Linked DNA regions of Homo sapiens: region 2 is linked to region 1. A link is a contact called in ENCODE Hi-C data. All regions are on one chromosome and are shown on one strand. The core of a region is the stretch at or near the end of the contact, and the rest is flanking DNA. Distances in the headings are between cores, read along the strand shown. Region 1 holds the start of KCTD6 (potassium channel tetramerization domain containing 6). Region 2 overlaps LOC124909485.

Region 1 (5,762 bases), core at 2,764-5,263:
TGCGGGACCCTGAGCTGCTTCCAAGTTCCTGAGCCACAGAAACAGAGGGGAAAGCACTTGGAAGCCGTTTTAAGTCCCTACCTTTTGGGATTATTTGTTATGTGGCAAAAGGTAACTGATACAGTGGGTAAAAGCACCTAGCACAGTACCTTGTACAGAATTGGGGCTATAGAACAGACAAGATCTATAGCTCTGGATTCAGGATAGAGGGCTGGGCTGGAGACAGGGATTTGGAAGCCTTTGGCTCAGACACAGTAAAGGAATCCATGGAGGTGGCTGAACCATTCCATGGAGAGGGGTACATGGAGAGGAGGGGATTGTGTTGAACAGGAACTTGAGCTTAAGTGTCGGGGTAAAGCAAGAGGAGCATCTTTGTAAGTCTAAGAGGAGGAGCTATGGAAGAAGGAGGAGAACATGCATCCTAGAAGCCAAGGGAAGGGGCTGTCCCCTGGCAGACGTCACTGCAGAAGCCTTGCTGCGGAGAGGCCTGAGCCATGCAGGTCGGAGGAGGTTCTTTCAGATTTAGTATCAAGGAGGATTCTGGTGAGCCATTTAGATGGAGAGGTGGGCCCTGAGGCCAGATTGAATGTTACGGGTTGGGGTCTTAGGGGAAGTGGGGGGACACAGCAAAGGAAGAGAGGGAGGGGGACACTGTGTCGAAGGAGAAGTCTGAAAATTCTTGAGTCAGGGACAGAGACCTGAGGCTGTTTATCTGCTGATGGGCGTGGGAGATGGGGACTGGAGAGAGGGAGGGATGGAAGATCTGAGCCTGGAGAGGCTAAAGGGTGGGAGAAGGAATGGACTAGAGCCCAGGGAGGGGATCACCTGGACAGGAGGTGGAATCCCCCAGCCATCTCATGAGGGGAGGACAGTGCAATGCAGGTCATTCCAAAAGAGGGCAGAGGAGGGTTCTAGGGGGCTCCCACTGAAGGGGAAAGGTTTTCCTGACAAGTAGGAGGTGAGGTCGGCTAGGCAGTGAGAGTTGGGAGAAGGGAGAGAGGGAGGGGACTCAGATCTCCACACTTCATTGTCTTGTCAACTGCTGGTGCCCCTTTGCCCTCCCAGCACCGTGCTGGGCTTGGTTCCTTCCTGTAACAGGTGTAGCTGCAATAATAAACAGCCCCCTCCAGGTCAGCCTGGCCCCAGGGCAGACCAGGATCAGTATCTTTACCACAGGAGCCTGGATACTTGGTGGCCACCTGGAAAAGAAAGGTGCAGAGGGTCAGGGGCAGCTGTAAACCAGAAGCCAGCCTTCCCCAGCAGGCTTGCAACCCTGAGCTCTGTGGAGGCAAACAGCTTCCAATATAAACCCTTTCCACCCCCAACCCCCCAAACCAACAGATCCAGATGGTTTGCGGGAGAATCCTATAGAACATTCAAACTACAGAAAATCCCAGTCTAGTGAATAGACACTCATTCCTTAAGGTATGTTATGAGGCTCATGTAACTTTGATAGCAAAGCCAGACGAGGAGAGAATAAGCAAATAGTAGCATATCTCAGTCATCCACGTGGATACAAAAACCCTAAATGAAATATTAGCAAATGGAACCCTAAATGAAATATCAGCAAATGGAATCTAGCGGTATACTGAAAAAATAATACATCATGACGTGTGAAATTCCTTGAATAAAAATGCATTGACTTAAAAAAATACATTATCAAGGCGAGTTTATCCCGGGAATACATGGATGGTTTAATATAGTAAGATCCATGGTTGTAATTCATTACATTGCAATGGGGGGAATCTCACATTGATAAAATTCAGCACCCATTCATAGTAAAGAAGAATAGTGCTTCCTTACCCTGATAAAGAATATCTATCAAAAAATCCACAACAAACACTATAGTTAATGGTGATATGTTACAAGCAGTCAAGAACAGGATAAAAATGCCCATTACCATCACTGCTCTTCAACATTGTGTGAGAGAATTTAGTCAGCACAGTACAGCAAGAAAAAGGAAAAAAAGGACAGGAAGATACCACACTGTTATGACTTGCAGACTCTATGATTATTTGCACAGCGAATTCAAGAGAACCTACAAACTTATTAGAACTGAAAGAGTTCACTTTTGCTGAATATAAGATTATATAAAACCCAACTGCATTTCAATAGCCATCTATCAATTATAAAATACAAAAGTGAAAGTACAATTAGCACTAGTTATAAAAATTTTAAGATAGGAGGGACTAGGTCTGACAAAATCACCAACAAAATTAATCCATCAGTTTTTATATGGGGAAATAGAAGCCCTGAGAGGGGAAATGACTCTTTCAAGGATACCCAGTAAATCAGAGGCAATTCTGGGTTTTCAGTGGCACCAAATTCTGGAGATCTGAGTATTGGGTAATTTTGGTATTGTCCTTCTATTAAAAAACAACAAAACCCAGTGGGGTGGGGAGGAGTGGGGGGCAAAAAAAAAAAAAAAGAAAAACCAAACCAAAACTCATTGTATTTTTCTGATTATAAATTCAATATTTATGTGTTCTGATTATAAATTCAATATTCATGAAAATTCAGAAGAACGTTATGAAGTAATGCCATTAACATTCCCATACTGTTATCTTGAACACGATGGTCAATGGTTTGATGTATTTCCTTCAAAATTTTTGTCTGTATATATTTATGTTTTTAAAAATAAAATCAGGATATCATGTGTACTAGTTTGTGTATTGATCATTTTCACACACATTTCCCTGTATTCTCACCTAGTCTTTGTGAATTTGATAATGTAGCACTCAGTTATGTTGATGAAGCATATGTCATTTATTTAACCTATCAATTTGAGCTTTTGGAGACAAATCAAGTATCAGATATAACTGTGATGATCATGCTGATACAATTTCAACCCCAGAGCTAGCTCACACACATGCAGACGTGAAACCCAAGTGAGTTTCTAAGGCCAGTGGTTATTCTGGTGGAGAAGGTTAAACCCAGCATCAGGTAACTGGTCCCACCGGAAGGGGACAGTGGCCTGGCTAGCAGGAAGTGAATGGACTTGGAACGAGTGGACGGATGGAGACCAATTAGCCCTGAGGCGTTAGGTGCTGCCCATCCTCTGCAGCCTTGGCTTCCTTCCTGGTGAAGTGGGGACAATACCAGCGCCAGTCTCATCTAGGGTCGAGCTCCTCCAGGCCCCAGAGCCTTTGCATGGGTCGTTTTGTCTGCTGAAGGTAGCTCTGCCCTTCTCTCCACCTGGCTGCCCGTGTTGCTGAGCTTCTGGGCCCAGCAGCCCTTTGCTGTCTTGCCCGTCAGGCCGGACCAGACCGTCTTGCCCCGGTGGCCCCGGGGGCTTCTTCACAGGCCTCATCGCAGGGTTGTCTCCCCAATGCAGGGCAGGCAGGAGGAGCTCTGGCCGCAGGTCGGGGTCCAGGTCTTCCTCGGCCACTGCGTTTGGAGCAGGGGCTCCCTTCCCTTCTTCTCCATCTAAGTCCTCTAATCATGTCCCTCCCAACACTTACGGCCATAACTTGTCATTATTTTGTCTATTAGCTGTTTCCTTGAGTCTTGTCTGTCTTCTCCTTTGATTAGGACCCGCCTCCGTCTTGGTGGCCGCTGTATCTCCTAAACCCCCAGGCCTGAGATATAGTGGGGGGCCCATACAAGTTCGTGAAATGACTAAGGAGAAACAGCTGTGGAGGCACCACCCCTGAGGACGCAGTGGGCCTGGGGTTGGGCGGACCCCAGGCTGCGGGCGGAGGCGGGACGTAGGGGCGGGGTTTCGGGGCTTCGGAGCGGAGCCTAAGGGGCGGGACTGGGGCTTCGGGGCGGGGCTTCGGGGCTGCGGTCGTGTGGTCTTGACCGCGCGGCTCCGACTGCGCTGGCTGAGTTCCTCAGGCCGCCCGCTCTCTGGCTTCCAGCCCGCGCTGCCGTTAGGGGGCGCCCGCGCTCGTGGCGCCGCGGCTCTGCTGGGAAGGCGCCGCCCGCGCCGGGCAGCTGGAGCCGCAACTCCGGGCGCGGGCTCAGTCGTCCCCTCTGCCGCCGCCGCCGCCGCCGTCGCCGGGCGCGGGCTCGCTTGTCCCCGCGCTCGCGCTCTCCGGCCGCGGGCATCTCCCGGCCCGGCCGCAGCAGCCGCCGCCGCCGCGCAGTGAGTGGGGCTGGCGCGGGGCTTGCGGGGCCGGGGTTTGGGAGGGCCGGGTTTCAGGAGACGTCTGCGCCGAGCGGCCAGGGGAGCGGGGCTGAGGAGGATCTGGGCGGGGGCTCCTGGAACGGGGCGGCGGCGGGGCCGCGTTGAGGGGACCGCGCGTCCCGGGCTGGCACGAGCCAGCAGCGGAGGTGCCCGCGGCGGGGCCTGGGCGGGGGTTCCGGGGCCCGCCCGGCGGGGATGCGCGGTTTCTGCGGGCCCGGGTTCGGAGCCCCGCGGCGCGCCCCTCGTCCGGGCCCGGAGCATCGCCCGCCCTACCCCTGGCCGGGTCGGGTTGCGGGGGCTTCGCTGGCGGGGCAGCAGCGAAGGGCGGCCCGGACGGAGATATTTGGGGTGTGCTCGAAAATGATTGTTTTTGGGAGATGGCGCTTATTAGCCACCAATTGCCCTAGTTTAAAGCTTGAGGCAGGACTCAAAACCCTGCCTTTGGGATTTTCTGCCCTGAAGAGACTCTCAGATCGCAGCTGAGTTCTTTATGCCTAGATTTGTGTGTGTGTGGTGGCGTTTTTAATGCTTGATGTCAGAGGTGATAAATGGCCATGGTAATGGGGAGCCCTGGCAGCACCTGCTGGGCTGACAGTGGTGGAGGCTGTGTCTGGGGGTGGGACGGGGAAATGAAACGTGACAGAGATCCTGTTTGGATATTCTGCCGAAGTTACCATGTTTCTGTTCAAGTATACCAGTTCTAGAACAAGTTGATGGATCCAATTTTAGGACTTTGTGATAGAAGAGGTTTGGGTGGCAAAGTGACCTGGGATGACCCGGCTCGGCTAAGAATATTTGGGGTAGCCTAAGTATCTCTTCTATATCCCCCTGGCATGTTCTTTTTTTCGCTGTCACAAATGCCCTATTACTTGAATCATCCTGGGATAGGAGAGAAGCTTGGGGACAGCATGTAGCACAGTCCTGAGCCCAAGATTGAGATGTTTTCAAATGAACGAATATGTAGCTAGGAAAAGGAAAATGTGTTTGTCAGCAGGGTTGGTAGGTTGAGAGTATTTTCTCTTTGGCCGAAACCATCAGTCCATACTGATACTTGATTTTGTGCTATGCCTTAGATATGAACGATGGAGTGGTCAGGATAGCCATGGATGCCATTCCAAAGTTTTGTGATTTGAATTTTCATAAATCATATTTTAACCAAAGCATTACTACTTAAAGGAATCTTAGGGTGAACCCTATGAATCCTTCAGTGCGCTTGGATTTTGATATTTGGGGTCCATTTAAAATGGAGTACCTGTATGTATTTGGATTCAGCTTTAACTTGGAGATAATCCCGAGTCATGCTTTAAAGAAGTTCCTTCTGAGATCAGGAGCTCAGGTGTTTGGTGAACTCTGGGAAAACTAGACACTCCCCTTTACCTGTATATAGTTCTCCCTTCTGGAGCTCTGGGAAAAGGAGGACCTGGGGAGATTTGAAGCAAATTAAGAGGCTGCCTCCTCCATATTTGCCGTCTCCAGGCCAATGCTCTAAATTACTTGTGTTCACACTCAAGTTTCTCATGTTAACCTAGAAATTTTGTTTATGCTGCTGCCACTAATGTTTTCACATTTGTCTAATACTTGCTAGTTTACAGATGGTTTTATATTCATGATCTCCCTTATTTTCTCCATTTCC
Region 2 (5,942 bases), core at 891-3,390, 310 kb before region 1:
CAAAACACCTCTCCCTGTCGGGGGCTGCCCTCCCTTTCTAGGAAGTGGACGTGCTTAGGGCAAAGCTGGTGCTGAACCCCGGCAGGGTGTATTCAGAGGAGGAGAAAACCTCAGCAGAAGCACCAAGTCCTGGAAATGCCAGCTTCAGGCCCAGCTACAAGCAGCCTGCTCCATAGCAGCAGAATAACCTCGTGTAGCAGCAGCATTCAGAGAACAGCGGGTCACATGCTGCAGGTTCAAACCGGATTCCAAGCCCAGCGCTGCTGCTTACCAACCGAGATACCTCAGGCGGTCACCTTCTCTGTGCCTCACTGCTCTCATCTGTAAAATACGGAAATAATGGGAAACTTCCATTCTAAAATCAGATGAACTCCAGAAAGGCATCTCCCCCTGCCTCCCTCCCGCTCAGCACATCCACCCCGCAACTGGCCTGGGCAAACTTTCCTCAACCCAAAGCTGTTGAGAGAGGGACTGCCTGAGTGTTGCAGAGATTCGGCTCCCCAAGGCAGACTGGAAGGGGCACCCCAGCTAGGGAAAGGGAGGCTTATGGAGAAGCCATTAAGCGTGGTGGCTCTAAGGTTGGGCTGGGGATTCAAATCCTGGCCCTGCCATGACCTCTGGCAGGCAGGTCACTGATCCTTCACAGAAAACTGTGCCTCAGTTTTCTTTCCAATGAAATGGGGTAACAGGACCCACCCCATAGAGTGTTCTGAGAACTCACTGACAAAATATACGTAAAGAGCATTTCAGGCCAGGCATGGTGGCTCACTCCTGCAATCCCAGCACTTTGGGAGGCCAAGATGGGTGGATCACTTGAGGTCAGGAGTTCAAGACCAGCCTGGCCAACATGGTAAAACCCCGTTTCTACTAAAAATACAAAAATTAGCCAGATGTGATGGCATGTGCCTGTAATCCCAGTGGGGAGGCTGAGGCAGAAGGGTTGCTTGAACCCAGGAGGTGGAGGTTGTGGTGAGCCAAGATCACGCCACTGTACTCCAGCCTGGGTGACAGAGCGAGACTGTCTCAAAAAAAAAAAAAAAAAAAGGCATTTCACAGAGTCCAGTACATGATAAGTGTTCGTGAAATTACTATTATTGGTGTAAAGGAACTAAGACATTAAGTTCTGAGTCCTAGGAAAGCAGTGTGGTGTGGCAGACAGAGTCTTGGTCTGGGCATTAGGGTTAGGCAGTATCAGTAGGAGTGGGTGGGGTGGGGTGGGCCAACCACAGAACTCTGTCTGAGGTGGGATGTTGGTGGCCTCAGGGAGTGGCCAGAAAGGTGGGAGGAGAAAGGGGTGAGTCACATGCACCTAGGAGGGCTCCAGCCCACATGCCAGCCTGTTCTTGTCCCCTGGTTTCAGAGCTTCACCATTTTCCCTTTGCATAGGCCTAGGCCAGTGACAGACCTGAGGGCTGCTCCCACACTGCGCCATCCCAGGGATTGTTAGATGGATGGAGCTTAAATAAGTTAATAAACTAAGAGTAAGAAAATTATCATCGTAAGTAACACTAACGCTATGCACTGAGACTTACTATCACATTTTTTAAAGGAGAGTTTGTCAAGGCTCAGAAAGGTTTAGTGACTGGCCGGGCGCGGTGTCTCACGCCTGTAATCTCAGCATTTTGGGAGGCAGAGGCAGGTGGATCACTTGAGGTCAGGAGTTCAAGACCAGCCTGCCCAACATGGTGAAACACCACCTCTACTAAAAGTACAAAAATTAGCCGGGCGTGATGATGGGCGCCTGTAGTCCCAGCTACTTGGTAGGCTGAGACAGGAGAATCGCTTGAACCCGGCAGGCAGAAGTTGCAGTGAGCCGAGATCGCGCCATTGCACTCCAGCCTGGGCGACAGAGCAAGACTAAAAAGAAAAAAAAAAAAAAAAAGGTTTGGTGACTTCCCCAAGGTCACACAGGTAGTCATTAATGGTCAAGGCTGTGTTAAAACTCGGTAAACCTGTCTAGGAACGGGGCCGTGAAGTTGTGCACGGCTCCAGACACAGAAAACAGAAGCCAGAGGAGGCTCTCCTAGCGGGCCGTTGGCCTCCTTGGGCCCGCGGAAGGCGGCCCTTTGGGAGCGCCTCTCTGCACCGTCCCAGCTCCGCTCCCCTCTCGGGGAAGTTGTGGGCCTCGGGGGTGAGAGGACGACTGCCTGGGTTGTCGTGGCCGCAGTGACCGCTAGGGGTCGCCTTGGACACGCGAAATACGTCCGCGAGCGGAGTCCCTGCGGTGGGGAAGGCGCGGGCTCTCCCAGACCAGGAGGAGGGGGACCCACCCACCTCTCTTCTTCTGCGCTGGTAAGTCCGGGGGCTCCAGCGCAGAAGCTTCGGGGGTGGGGCAGAGAGGCTGTCTGGAGTTCTAGCAGCAGACTCCGCCCCGCAACCGATTGACTCCAGGGTCCTGCCGCCCCCAAGCCCCGAAACTCCTGACTTCCTCCCTTCACCCCTCACCCCCACTGTCCCCAGTAACAGAGCCAATGTGAAGTGCGCCTAGGCATAATTTACTTGAGCACATTTCCCGGGCACCTACTGTGTGCCAGGCTCGGCCCGCGGAGACACCCGAGTTACAGGGCAGGGCAGGATCAGCTCCGCGAGGCCAGGGCGTTTTGTCCTGTTGTTCACTTGCAGCCCGGGACACACAGTAGGCCCTCCGCCAGGAGAGAATGACTAACTGGTGCTTAGCTCCTGCTCAGGCAGCCTGCAGGCGAAAGGTTCATCAGTCACTACTGTGCGTGCCCCGGGGAGGCATCTCAGACCCAGCTATTCCACTTAACCTGAGTTTCTTCCCCAAATTTCCCAAACCCCTCACAGTCCATTTCACACGTGGAAAGACTGAGGCCCAGAGGGCAGTCTATACATCCGTGGCCTTTCTTGCCTTTCTAACTGGGGGGTCCCAGGCTGCAACACTCTTCCCCTGTGCTTTGCCCCTGGCTAACTCATGTTCACAGTTCAGGTCTCAGTCAAACGGCACCTCTTCCAGGAAGCCTTCCCTGACCCACTCACTGCAACCTGGCTAAGCGTCTGCCTCCCCTTCTAGAGGGTGAAACCCTGAGAGCAGGAAGTACCTGGGCTCTGTCTTTCCTCATCTACATTTTGAGCCTGGCTTGGTGCCTGGCACAGGGTCAGAAGCTAATGACGTTTGTTGAATGAAAAGTGGAAGGCAAGCGGCCCCAGGGCCCTGTGGGCAGCCTCCTTCTCCCTGGTCAGGGAGGCAGAAGGTGTGAGGATCCAGGTGGCTGACTTTGTGGTACCGCCGAGGCGTCAGGTGGGTCCTCCCCTGCCCCGCCCTGCCTGCGCCTCTCTCAAGTGCCCATCCCACTTCCTGGGAGAATTTTGTGTCTGTAACACAAGGACGTGGGTTTTGGGGTTAAACCCAGAGATTCCTCAGTTTACTCATTTGCGAGAGTGACGCAAGACGGCCTGTTTGCAAATCACTGTGAGGATTAAGTGATGTAACAGTAAAGTCCCCAGCCCGGGGCCTGGCATGGAGTAGGTACACACCAGCGGGCACACCAGCCTCAGTGCCCTGGGGCAGTCACATGGTTTCCAAGCCTCCATTGCCCCACTTGGAAAGGAGGACATGAAAGCCTACTAATGGGGAGGATGGTTTAAGGCACACAGAGCACAGCTTAGCACCTGGCACCTCACGGGTGCTTGTGAAACTGCAGCTGATGTTGAGGGAGCACTTCCTCCCAGCCAGACACTGTCCAAGTGTTTTATATGCTGGTCTAGTGTCATTCTCCCAATACTAAGGGTAGTTCCCACTCTCACCCTCCTGTACAGATGAGGCCACTCCGCTAGCAAGGGACAGAGCTGCGTATCTGAGGAGCTGGACCCTAGAGTTGCCCTGGAAACCTCCTCAGCTGCGTGTCCAGCGCTCCCTGAGGCCGGGGAAGACTGGGCCTCTTTTTGGACCCCCATTGGGTGCCTGGCACATAGTAGGTGTGCATCAGAGTTTGCTGAATGGAATAGAGGCTGCAGCACCCCGTGCGCCACCCCAGAGCCCTGTGGGTGTGAAGGTAAAGGCCTGGGCCCGTCCCTCGGGGGAAGGACAGGCACCTTGGGTGGGTTGTGGCCAGGCTCTGCACCCTTTTCCAGCCTGGTCTGTTCTTCTGCCTGTGGGACCCCCCAAGTCCCCCAGGGCAGCCCAGCCTCTCCTCTCTTTCAGGGCCTTGGCAACCCAGCCCTCATCGGCTGCATGTATCCTTGGAGATGAGGCTCTGGGAGCCCAAACACAGGCCGCAGAGCTGTGGGAAGAGCCATTCTTCCCTCCTCCACCTCTCCCTGCCCCTGGGGAGCTGTGGACCTCCCAGAACCAGGCCTGCTGGAAGGAATGCATCCAAAAGGAGGCCACCACCCAAGTTGCCTGGAAGATCAACGATGGCCACAAGTACCTAAGGGAGGGGACCGTGCCCAGGAAGCAGCTCCAGCAGGCCCCATCCAGGTCAGCCTTGGTAGCGGGCCCAGTGCCTGCCACCAGCTCCCGTGATAGCAAGGAGGTACAGGTTGGATGGCCAGAGACCAAGGGGGCCCAGAACCAGCTGTCCAAGGGAGTGGGTGTCCAGGACTCCCCACCCAAGGGAGACAGAGTCTGGAAGGCCAGAAAAGCAACTCAGGGGCCAGCAGGTCAGACCAGGCCGGAGAGTTTAGAAATGAGGCAGGTCTCCCCAAGAATCCTGCAGCTGCTCTTCCCAGGCATCTCCCACGATGGCCAAGGCCACGCCCTGGACCTCCAGGCACGGCATCGGCTGAAGCCCGAGGAGAAGTTCCAGTACCCAGTCATGTCATCCTAGGAGTACAGCTGGCACGTGGGTAAGGGCCACCACCATCTTGCCATTCCAGGCCTCTGGCAGGCAGGCCTGGCCTCCCTCCCCAGCCTCATCCTTCACCACCCCTCACCCCGGCTCATGGACCTGGATCACCTTCCTCTGAGCACATAGACCTTGGGGATGTGCTTAGGCACCTTCACACTTCCAGGCCTTTTCATGCTCTGGTCTCTCCACTTGGGATGCTCCTCCTGCTGCCCCACCCTGATGAAATTTCACACATCACCTCCTCTGGGAAGTCTTCTGAGATGCCTCCAAGCAGATTAGTTGAGCCCACCTTCATGCTTCTGCAGGTTTTTGAGTCCACAGAAGCACTGGGCACACGGAATCACCATTCCTTATATATCCATCTGGCCTGGGGAGCCCTTTGGGTTCCAAGACTTCTTAGTTAACTTTATTCATGCCCTCCCAGCTCCCAGCCTGGGGCTGGTACTTGACTGTGGAATGAATGAACAAATGAATGAACATGGACTAGGGATGAGAACTTGATTTGCAATCAGGAGGTATGAGTTCAAATCCTGGTTCTACCACTTCTGAGTTGTATGATCTCAGGCAAGAGCCTCAACTTCTCTGGGCCTCAATTTTCACATCTGAAAAATGGGAATAACCTAGTATGTGCCTTCCTGTGTCATGGAGTTTTGGGGAAATCAAGTGGGAAAGCACTTGGAATAGGAACTGTCCTCACAAACCCCCTGTGAGGTAGGAACCAAGTGTGATTCCATCATTCAGAATGGAGAGGAGATCTGGAGTTACTGAATCCCAGCTCTACCTGGAAATGAGTCACTGAACAAACAAGCACAGAATTGTGAATCAGTTTAATTAGGAGGCTTGGGTTTGATTTCTGGCTCATTCATTCATTCAGTCTGTCAATCATTTAACAAGTGTTTATTGAGCTCCTGGTATGTGTCAGACACTTACACTTTTTGTCCCTGGGCATACAACAGAGAACAAGACAGACATGATCCCTGCCCTCACCAAAGGTAGACAACAAACAGATAATGATGCGGTGTCAGGCAGTGGTCCACACTACTACAGAGCAGCCCTTTTCCATCTTTCCTATGCACAGGAATCAGCTGGGGTCTTGGTAAAATGCAGGTTCTGACTGGGGCAGGGAGTGGGCGG

What was found. A loop is a pair of places that touch in the nucleus more often than their neighbours do. Pooled maps may share reads with other maps.
Region 2: a map with no recorded cell type shows a loop between it and region 1 (5-fold over the local background). The contact joins the enhancer-like site here to the promoter of KCTD6 in region 1. A Hi-C loop is called at or near these places in 13 of 37 single-sample maps with no recorded cell type and 14 of 50 pooled maps.

Annotation. Positions count from the first base shown.
Region 1 is chr3:58,488,083-58,493,844 of GRCh38, forward strand. It overlaps KCTD6 (potassium channel tetramerization domain containing 6), which reads left to right and starts at 4,014. Exons shown (of 3, transcript NM_001128214.2): 1 at 4,014-4,087. RefSeq lists a silencer at 3,665-4,314.
Region 2 is chr3:58,175,716-58,181,657 of GRCh38, forward strand. LOC124909485 reads left to right here. Exons shown (of 6, transcript XM_047449435.1): 4 at 1,993-2,131; 5 at 2,212-2,292; 6 at 3,778-5,942. The coding sequence ends at 4,787. Among named protein-coding and RNA genes, the nearest start is that of FLNB-AS1, 8.1 kb to the left of the region's middle. RefSeq lists an enhancer at 2,929-2,978. Within about 2 kb of position 2,141, at least 8 of the 41 ENCODE cell types and tissues checked have a DNase peak (open chromatin) inside an H3K27ac peak, as active enhancers do.